Regions from separate parts of the Homo sapiens genome. Here region 1 is linked to region 2. Evidence: read pairs that join two places in POLR2A ChIA-PET (ENCODE). Cell type or tissue: PC-3. All regions are shown on one strand. Each heading gives the region's core, and the rest is flanking DNA. Links, peaks and the distances in the headings are about the cores only. Region 1 overlaps CAST (calpastatin). Region 2 overlaps LOC101929710 (a long non-coding RNA gene).

Region 1 (4,405 bases), core at 157-4,156, 420 kb after region 2:
TACTAACTGTCACCATGGCCAAGTAATTTATTCCTTCTGTTCCTCAGTCCCCTCACCCATAAAGTGGAGATAACAATAGTATTAGGTTTATATTGGTTTATCTTGTTACTCATGGTATTTAAAACACTTAGAGTACTTAGAATAACGTTCTGAGAGGCTTTATTCTTGAAGCATTTTATCCTATTACTATCTATAATTCTATTATTCTAATAATTACCTGGCACACCATAGTACTTAATAAACATTCATTATTATAGATACTGTTTTCAGCTTTTTTAGGTTATAGTACTGTGATCAGTATCTTTGTAGAAAAATACTTTTTCTCTTCTCTTATTTCCCTAAGATACATTTTTACAAGTAGAATAGCATCTTTGATACATATTTCTAAATCACCCTGCATAGACATTGTAACATTGTATACTCTCTATGGCACTGTAAGGGTGAGTGAAGTTTTTGGAAGTACATGAGAACTGCCTCAGTGAGTTTTGCAGTTCTCCAAAATCACTGAATATTGAACAATTGAGACTTATTCAACTTACTCTTCATTTCAATATTTGTATCATCTTCAGGCAAAGTAACGAAAAATTCAAAGCATATGTTTACTTTGGGTGTGTTTCAAATATTAGTCTGATTTTTGCTTGAGAAAATATTTGTATTGATATGTAAGTTTGCATTTGACTACATTGGTAAGGTGTTTTCCCCCATTGAAACTAATATTTTCTATTTTCAAGAAAAAAGCAGCAAGCCTCGGCAGCAGTCAATCCTCCAGAACCTATGCTGGTGGAACAGCCTCGGCCACCAAGGTCAGTGATTTCCTGAACACGAAAAGACCCCTACTGTATTCTACAGGGATATGATTAGTGGGTGGGGCCTGTAGGAATGGCAAACAGTGTCCAGATATCACTGAAGGTTTTTTAACAAAGTATCATTTCTGTGCTAGAAGAGAGAATATAATTTCTTAATAATGATGTGAATGATTTAAAACCTAGTAAAACCATTTATTGTATAAATCTTCTTGGCATATAATAAGCGTTAAATAAATATTAATTATTATGATGACTATCTGCAGATAATATTAAACTTTTGAACATACTGTGAGTAAAAACGTAGTGCTCCCACTTTAGAAAATAATTCATATCCTCCTCATGGGCATTAACCACACCAGGCGTGCTGCTAGTGCTTTATGTAATTATATCACGTAATCCCCTCACAATCTTCTTCTTATTCCTTTATACCTGAGGAAACCAGAGCTCAAGGAGGTTAAGTAACCTTGACAAGCTCACAACGCCAGTAAGATGGAGATAGGGCTTGAACCCAGGTTTCCTGTTAAGAGGTCTTTGACAATGCTGGGTCTTATAAACTCCATCTAAGCAATTTTTGGTAATATAACCCTTCAAAGTTTTGCAACTTATAAAAATCACTGAAACCTCACCTTTCGAGGCAAGAAAATGGCCAGGCACAGTGGCTCATGCCTGTAATCGCAGCACTTTGGGAGGCTGAGGCAGGAGGATCACCAGGAGGATCACTTGAGCCCAGGAGTTCATGACCAGCTTGAGCAACATAGTAAGACCCTTTCTCTCCTAAAAAAAAAAAAATTAAAAATTAGCCAGGCTTGGTGATGCGTGCCTATAGTCCCAGCTACTCAGATGGCTGAGGTTGGAGGATCACTTAAGTCTGGGAGGTCGAGGCTGCAGTGAGCTGTGACAGTGCCACTGCACTCCAGCCTGGGCAATAGAACAAGACTCTGTCTCAAAAATAAAAAGAAAGTCTAATTTTATAATGTTAGCTAGTAATTTTTGATAAATAAAATTGTTTTGGGAGTCCACGGTGGGCAGATCACGAGGTCAGAAGTTCAAGACCAGCCTGGCCAAGATGGTGAAACCCCATCTCTACTAAAAATACAAAAATTAGCTGGGCATGGTGTGTGGTGGTGCGCACCTGTAGTCCCAGCTACTGGGGAGGCTGAGGCAGGAGAATGGCTTGAACCCGGGAGGCACAGGTTGCAGTGAGCCGAGATAGCGCCACTGCACTCCAGCCTTGTAACAAAGTGAGACCCTGTCTCAAAAAAAAGAAAAAAAAAGTTGTTACATTCAACCCATTTCAACTTTGTGGTCTTTTAGTATGTCCAAGATTATCTAAAACCTCAACCTATGTTTCAGGAGTATCTATACAACTATTTAACGTAAGCTTTTTTTTTTCTTTAAAACTGGTGGCTATCTTATGGAAGTCAGACTTTCTCATAGATGTCACTTGCTCAATGAAGAGTTAGTATTTTCGTGTCACTCAGAGTTCTGACTGCTCTCCAAGTCCCTGATGGTGCCCAAACCAATAATCAGCTGAGAAGCTCTAACGCTAAATACCATGCCACTTTAAGACCCGTGCCTTTTAAAGACCTTTTCAAAGCTCTCTGCTACCAGTCAATAAAAATATAAAAATCATTGAAAGACCATGAATCGTAAATACAGGGAGTTAATTAACATTTGGAACCAACATAAATTCAAAACTGAGGTCTGCTCTTTGTTAGCCATTCTTTACTGCTGCTGGAGACACCACAGCATTCACTGATGGCCACTGGGTGAGAGAGTTGCTTACACAAACAAATATGAGTTTGGATTTCCTCTTTGCCACTATTATTTGTCCAGTCCCACTGAGCTTCAGTTTCTTCATCTGTAAAATGAGGGTTGGACTTCTCTTGTCAGGGCTGTTGAGAGCCTTAAATGAAAGAAAATAAATACTAACACTTAGGCCTGGCCCTGGCATTTAGCAGGTGCTGGGAAAATGGACCTCTCCTGTGATTGATCATGTTAATCTTCATATTCTGTTATTTCCAGGTCTCCAAATAAAAGAGAGTCTTCAACTAAAAAAGATTAACTTTTATTGTTATCAGGACTTGTATTTAGCATACACTTAAATTATGCCACTAAAAATGATACACCTCATTAGCAAAACACCCACCCAGTGAGATTTAGTGAGTTATTTGTAAATGTTCCCACACTTGCTATTATCTAAACTTTTGAAGGTTTAGTACATTGTGGAAAACCACACCCAGTTTTTTCTTGAACGTAATCATAAGAATCAGACCCTTTCCATGTTTCTTTTTTTTAACGTAGAAGTTACCCTATTTTTCTGAGATGGGATAGTTATAAAGAATTTGAACATCTCCCCACAAACCCTGTTCTGTCTTAAGAGCTGGGAGGGGCAGGGCATAACTGGGAAGTGGAGATGATTTAGCTATATGTTTATTGCTTTAGTATTTAACAGCAAACATGAAATTCTTTTTTTGGCTTTAAAAACACCATCCTCTCCCATTTCCATTCTTATGTCTGCTGTTTCTCTTTCTCACCATGCTTTTCTGACTCACTTTCCTTTGCCAGTTTCCTAAATGTGAGTTCTCCAGGGTTTGATTCTTCACCCCTTCCGTTCTCATATTTTTTACTTTTATAAGGTGTTGAACAAACGTAATTGCTTATTTCTTCTTTTGATGCCAGATTGGAATGGTTGTAACTCATAGCATTATCCCTTAAGGAATTACATACCCATGCATCATTTAGAAAAGCTGGGGGTAATAGCATAACTTGAAGCCTTTTATTACACAGTTATCATGGCACACACAGGCAAAATAATATTCTCCCAACACATTCTGAAAAGGCGTGACAGAGTGGTAGATAGAATTGGAAGTGAGAACTAGTGCTAGTTTTCTTGATTCTGGAAATAGTTAATTTGAAATTCAAAATAAGTGATAATTTTACAATTATTAAGAAAACTTTAAAGTTTTAAAAATTAAGTACTTAATTTGAAGCATATGTGTAAGCTATGTATTAGAGAATGGTTTCTATATATTGTAGAATTGTTTTATGAGAATGCTTACAAAATGAGGAATTGGGCCCTCAAATAATATCCCTTCTGCTATGCAGTTTTAGGTTTCAAAGATCTAATGCTCTTAAGTGATGTAAATTTTTCTAATTCAAAATAATTAGTGTAAAATATTTAGTTCTTAAAATTTAATTTTTGGTAAATCAGTAGTGAAGATGAGGCTGCGGAAATTATACGGACTCTTACTAAAGCCTATATGAAAATAGTTGTGATCCATAACCAGTCATGCAATTTTATTTCTGGAAGACTTGTCAGACAACTTCTATTTCACCAACCTGACTGTTCAGGTGAGGAAACCGAGGTTCAAATTGCATTAGGAATGTCTCTGTAGAAGACCATGCTATTAAGAAGATGTACTGGTTAAAGTTGTTAGTTCCAATTAGAACCCACTCTGACTAAGCCAAAAAGGAATTTCTTAAGGAACGGGGTAGCTGGTAGAGAAATCCAGGAGAGTACAGCAGAAGAAATCTAAAGCCTTACAGCAGTACTAATGCACAGTAACACTATGAGGCTTTCTCCTGCTGCCACCACA
Region 2 (4,405 bases), core at 92-4,091:
AAAAGTCAGTAAGGTTAGGGATGAAGAAGAAGAAGCCAAGCAAGTATGTGATTTCAGGAGACATCTAGCCTTCCCTCATCTGTGGGGGAGTGGTTTGTATGTAAGTTGCACAGCAGACTGTTCCTCCTAGAACCACAGGCTGGCCTTTTGTCCCTTTGTAATCAGTCTTTGATGTGTGTGTGTGGTGAGGGGGTCAAGATTTACCAGGCAGGATGGTACCTGCCAGCTAATGGCAGTTCTGAGAGAACACTCCGGAAACCATGCCTAGGTAATCTTCACAGCAACTGAGAGATGGGTGTACCTGCCTGGTAAATGGAATGGGGAATGGGGTGGAGAACATGGTAGCTTCTGCCACACTGGTTCATACATGCAGCTGGAATTTCTAGTATCTGAATTAAGGATTATATTTTACAACTTAAAGTGATCATAGGATTTTGTATATCCTAGGTATGCTTAGAAAAAGCATGGGATTGCTTATTTCCATCCAGGGGAAGAGGAAGATGTCCCCTGCCTACGAAAGACAGCAGAAGATAGAAAACAAAAGCAAAATGGCTTTTTGTGATTACACCTCTTGAGTCCTGCATGCTCAATATACCACTTGTGTATACACACACACATGCATATACACATACACTGTGCATGTATGCACATGCATTCATATTTCATCATGTATCATGCCACACACATGCAGTTACATGCATGTATATATACATATGCATAAATACATGCATCCACATATTTCATCTACTATCTCTCATCATATCCTATAGCTTAAAAAATGTTGTAGTCTTATAATGACCATATAAGCAGCCACTGTTAGCACCATTATGTATAAACATTAAAATCTGTACAGCTATTAATGCTATATCAGAAGGATGGATGATACTCATATTTTCTTGTCAGCATTCTATTTCTTTGAATTAGAGAAAGCTGAAAAGAGAGTATTTCTTTTTCTGCCAAATATCTGGAAACACTTGGTCTCTCGGGTGGACTTCCAGCCAAATGAGGATCTCTGCAGGAATGGAAGAAATCACACACTCTGCTCCAGGAGCCTCTGTTTGCCAGGTCACATTGCTTTACTCTGGATTTCTACCATTTGATCGAAGGTCAGTCCAGAGACTTGAGGCCCACTGTGGTGCTGCAGATGGCCCAGTCTTGCCAGGGAAATGTGTCCCCTTGTGTTTTTGCCAGCTGCGGATCTGAAGATGAGATGTTTGCATCTCTAACACCTCACTTTTTGTGCCAAACCAGGCCTGCACTGCAAGGAATCCCCCTGCCAATTTTCCTTTATTAAAAAGATACTCCTTTCCATGCCCAAGAATAATATTATGGAAAAGGATAACCATTTAGCTATGTTTGACCATGGTCCTAAGGAATTCAGCAGGATCCCACAGAATTCCAAACAACGTATTTTTTAATTCACAAGCAAAGGATGAAAGGCACATTAATAGACATGATAAGAACAGAAGATGGGTAATTCTTCTAGAAGGCTTTACAGTGTCACTAGAGCACCATGTATCAATGTTCTGATTAATGTTCTTATACCACAGCTATACATGGTATACTTGCATTATATTTTGAGTAATAATAAAATATGCTTCTTGAGAAGTTATAAAAACTGAGCTGACCATTAAGGATTTGGCATCTTATTTTGCTGTATGGGAAGACATTTAGCATGTGGTTTCACACCCAGCCTGTAGGAGTTCATCCAAGTTCAGTGGTCCTAGACACAGTCAACATCCTCTTCTTTTAGAGTTCAGATAGCCCCACTAACATTCAGAATCTCCAAGCACACACTGCACCATTTTTTTAAAGCACATCCTTTAGCGCCAGACAACAGGCAAACACTAATGAAGTTCCAGGTAGAGGCATGTTTATTTGTTTTCTGTGGTTCAGAAACCATTTCCGTTTGCTTGAATAACACATTGTCTAAAAGCAATTTCCTTTCTGTCTCCATGGCTCCTTGAAATGGTAAATTATTAAAATAATCAGGCCTACTGGTGCCATAATGAACAAGAGGTGATCTCGTATTGGAGGCACTAAGCAGAGAAAAAGATTTTTTAAATTACCGTAAATTCATTCTCTGGTACTCAACGTTGTGGTTTTTGTTGCTGTTTGGTAGTTCCTAATTCCACTCCCCCAGTCCCCACACACACACTCCTTGGTTCCAATATTGCATTATAAAGATGATTCATATTAGGATAAAGTTTTGTCTCTCAGCCTACATCACTTCTCAGGACAGGTAATGAGTAAGAAGAGAACAATGAAATGACTAACAATGAAGTAGAATTCACAAACAAAACTGAATGAAGTTGCTTGAAAAGAAAATTTTGCTTATAGGTAAGTCTCTGTACGGAGAGAGCCAATGCATCCAGATTCAACTGCTAATCAGAAAATCTGGGTTTTGGCCCCTGCTCTGACACCAACATGACTTTGGGTAAGACCCATACCCACACTAAGCCTCAGTTTCCACTTCTGTAAAATGGTAACACTAGTTACTCACTTTGCTTATTTAAGTATCAAATGAGATAATGTATGTGAAAATACTTCATGAACTATGAACCACTTTACTAATATAAAATACCAGTAGAACAGAACATGTGTTAAAGGTAGAGGTAAGATTTTTTTTTTTTTCTTAACTGTTGTCCTTTTGTATGTATTCACACTAACACTAAGCCCCTGTTACCTCAATTCCTACTCCTAACTGGTCTCTGCGATTCCATTCCACCCTTCAAAATCCTTTCAGTCCCTCCTGTACTTTGAAGCCAGGTGAATCTTCCTGAATTATTAATTTCCAGGGAAATGTCTTGCAAGCCTGTGGAGCTCCATGTGGTGTTTAAAATAATAGAAACAATATGCCCATGGCAAAGGAATAATGTGGATGATAATGTAATCCAGATGTCAGTTTAGACCTCTCTGTCTCTTGAGAATCTGGAGATATCAAGATACATTGATTCTGACTCCCAATTCTAGAGCCCATAATTGGTCAAAATAATGTCATATGCATTATTGAGAGCAATACTTCCTCATGGTTGCTGATTCATCTGGACTTTTATTGTTGTTGTTGCAAATGACAGAAACTCAAGTTTTAACATCCTAAGCAACAAGTAAATAGGCTGGCTTATTTAACTGAAAAACTCAAAAGGTAGCATGACTTTAGGCGTGACTAGATCCGGTGACTCAAATTATATTAACAGAATTCTTTTTGTTTTTGCTCTGCCTTTCTCTGAGTTGTCTTCATGCTCAGGCAGTGTCTCTGTGTGTGGTGAACAGTTGATGAAGGCAATGAATTAACCAAGATTAATCAGCAGTTAATTACAGCTGCAAGTAACAGGAAAAATGCTAAGTGGCTTAAACAAGATAGTTTATTTCTCTCTCACATAAGGGTCTAGTTGTAAGCAATTCACGGCAAGTAAGACAATTATGTCCCCCAGAAGACTTCAGCTGCTTATCATTACAGTTTTCTGCCTTGCCATCCCTGGTTCACAATGGAGCTCCGGCCATGATGTCCATGTCCCAAGCAGCAGATGCGCGAGGAGAGAAGTAATGATGAAGGGTACAAAGCAACTGTTTCTTAAAAAAGGTATCTGAAAGCTCTCACATGACATTTTCACTTACATGGCATTGATGTGGCCATATGTAGCTACATTTTCCAAGGAAGGCTGGAAAATGTAGGCTTTTATTCTACGTATTGTGTAAGACCATTTGCCTAGCTGAAACTTTATTATTGTGAAAAAAAGAGGGAACAGATATTGGAGAACAATTAACATCTTCTGCTAGTAGAAATTCTATTAGCTTTATCAACTCCATGGAGAGAGCATCTTCTCAGGTCCTGTAAAAAACTCCTGGCAACGCTCTTATAGGCTCCACTTGAGTCCTATGTCCATTGTTGAACGATCACTTTCTGGGGTGGTTTGACCAGACCTAGCATGTGCTCACCCCCGTGGTGGTGATGAGGGTAGAGCCGGAAAGGTAACATACGCACCACATGGGATGGATTCCTCCAGGAGAAAAGCTATGTGTGTGTTGGCGGGGTGGGGGTGGGGTGTCTAATACCAGACAAAGGAGGCAGGGAAGCTGGATTGCTATAAATAACAGACGTCCACCACAGCTTCTCTGTCTCCAGCTTCAGCATGAGAACATTCTGTTTTATCCTGTGTCAACTGAGAGGCAAAATTCAGTTCCTTCGCTGAGTGAAAAAAATCTACTTCCGCTATCATTTCTGTACAAAATGGTCAGAGGAACATCTTTCCACATATGTCTAAGTATGACAAAAACCTTAATATTAGCTAGGCAATGAGATGTGAACATTGTATTAATGGAACAAATCCTTGGAGTTGTGCAGTGCATAACCTAAACAACCTTATGAGGCATCCCTGGATACTGTCGTCAGAAATTTTATCCA

The links. ChIA-PET counts read pairs that join two places held together with the same protein. Peaks named below come from ENCODE experiments on the same cell type or tissue, not always from the same donor. Only the 100,000 strongest peaks of a DNase experiment are listed, where the experiment ranks them.
Region 1: POLR2A ChIA-PET joins it to region 2 with 6 read pairs; 2 of 35 experiments call an interaction of 5 or more read pairs at or near these places.

Annotation. Positions count from the first base shown.
Region 1 is chr5:96,695,105-96,699,509 of GRCh38, forward strand. It overlaps CAST (calpastatin), which reads left to right. Exons shown (of 32, transcript NM_001750.7): 3 at 732-803. Among named protein-coding and RNA genes, the nearest start is that of CAST, 35 kb to the left of the region's middle. In PC-3, for the core only: no CTCF peak of the experiment used is centred there; no DNase peak of the experiment used is centred there.
Region 2 is chr5:96,278,141-96,282,545 of GRCh38, forward strand. All of the region lies in intron 1 of LOC101929710 (a long non-coding RNA gene), which reads left to right. It also overlaps a transcript of CAST not described here. Among named protein-coding and RNA genes, the nearest start is that of PCSK1, 150 kb to the right of the region's middle. RefSeq lists an enhancer at 2,159-2,208. In PC-3, for the core only: no CTCF peak of the experiment used is centred there; a DNase peak (open chromatin) is centred at 2,211; H3K4me3 peaks cover 375 bases; H3K27ac peaks cover 2,625 bases.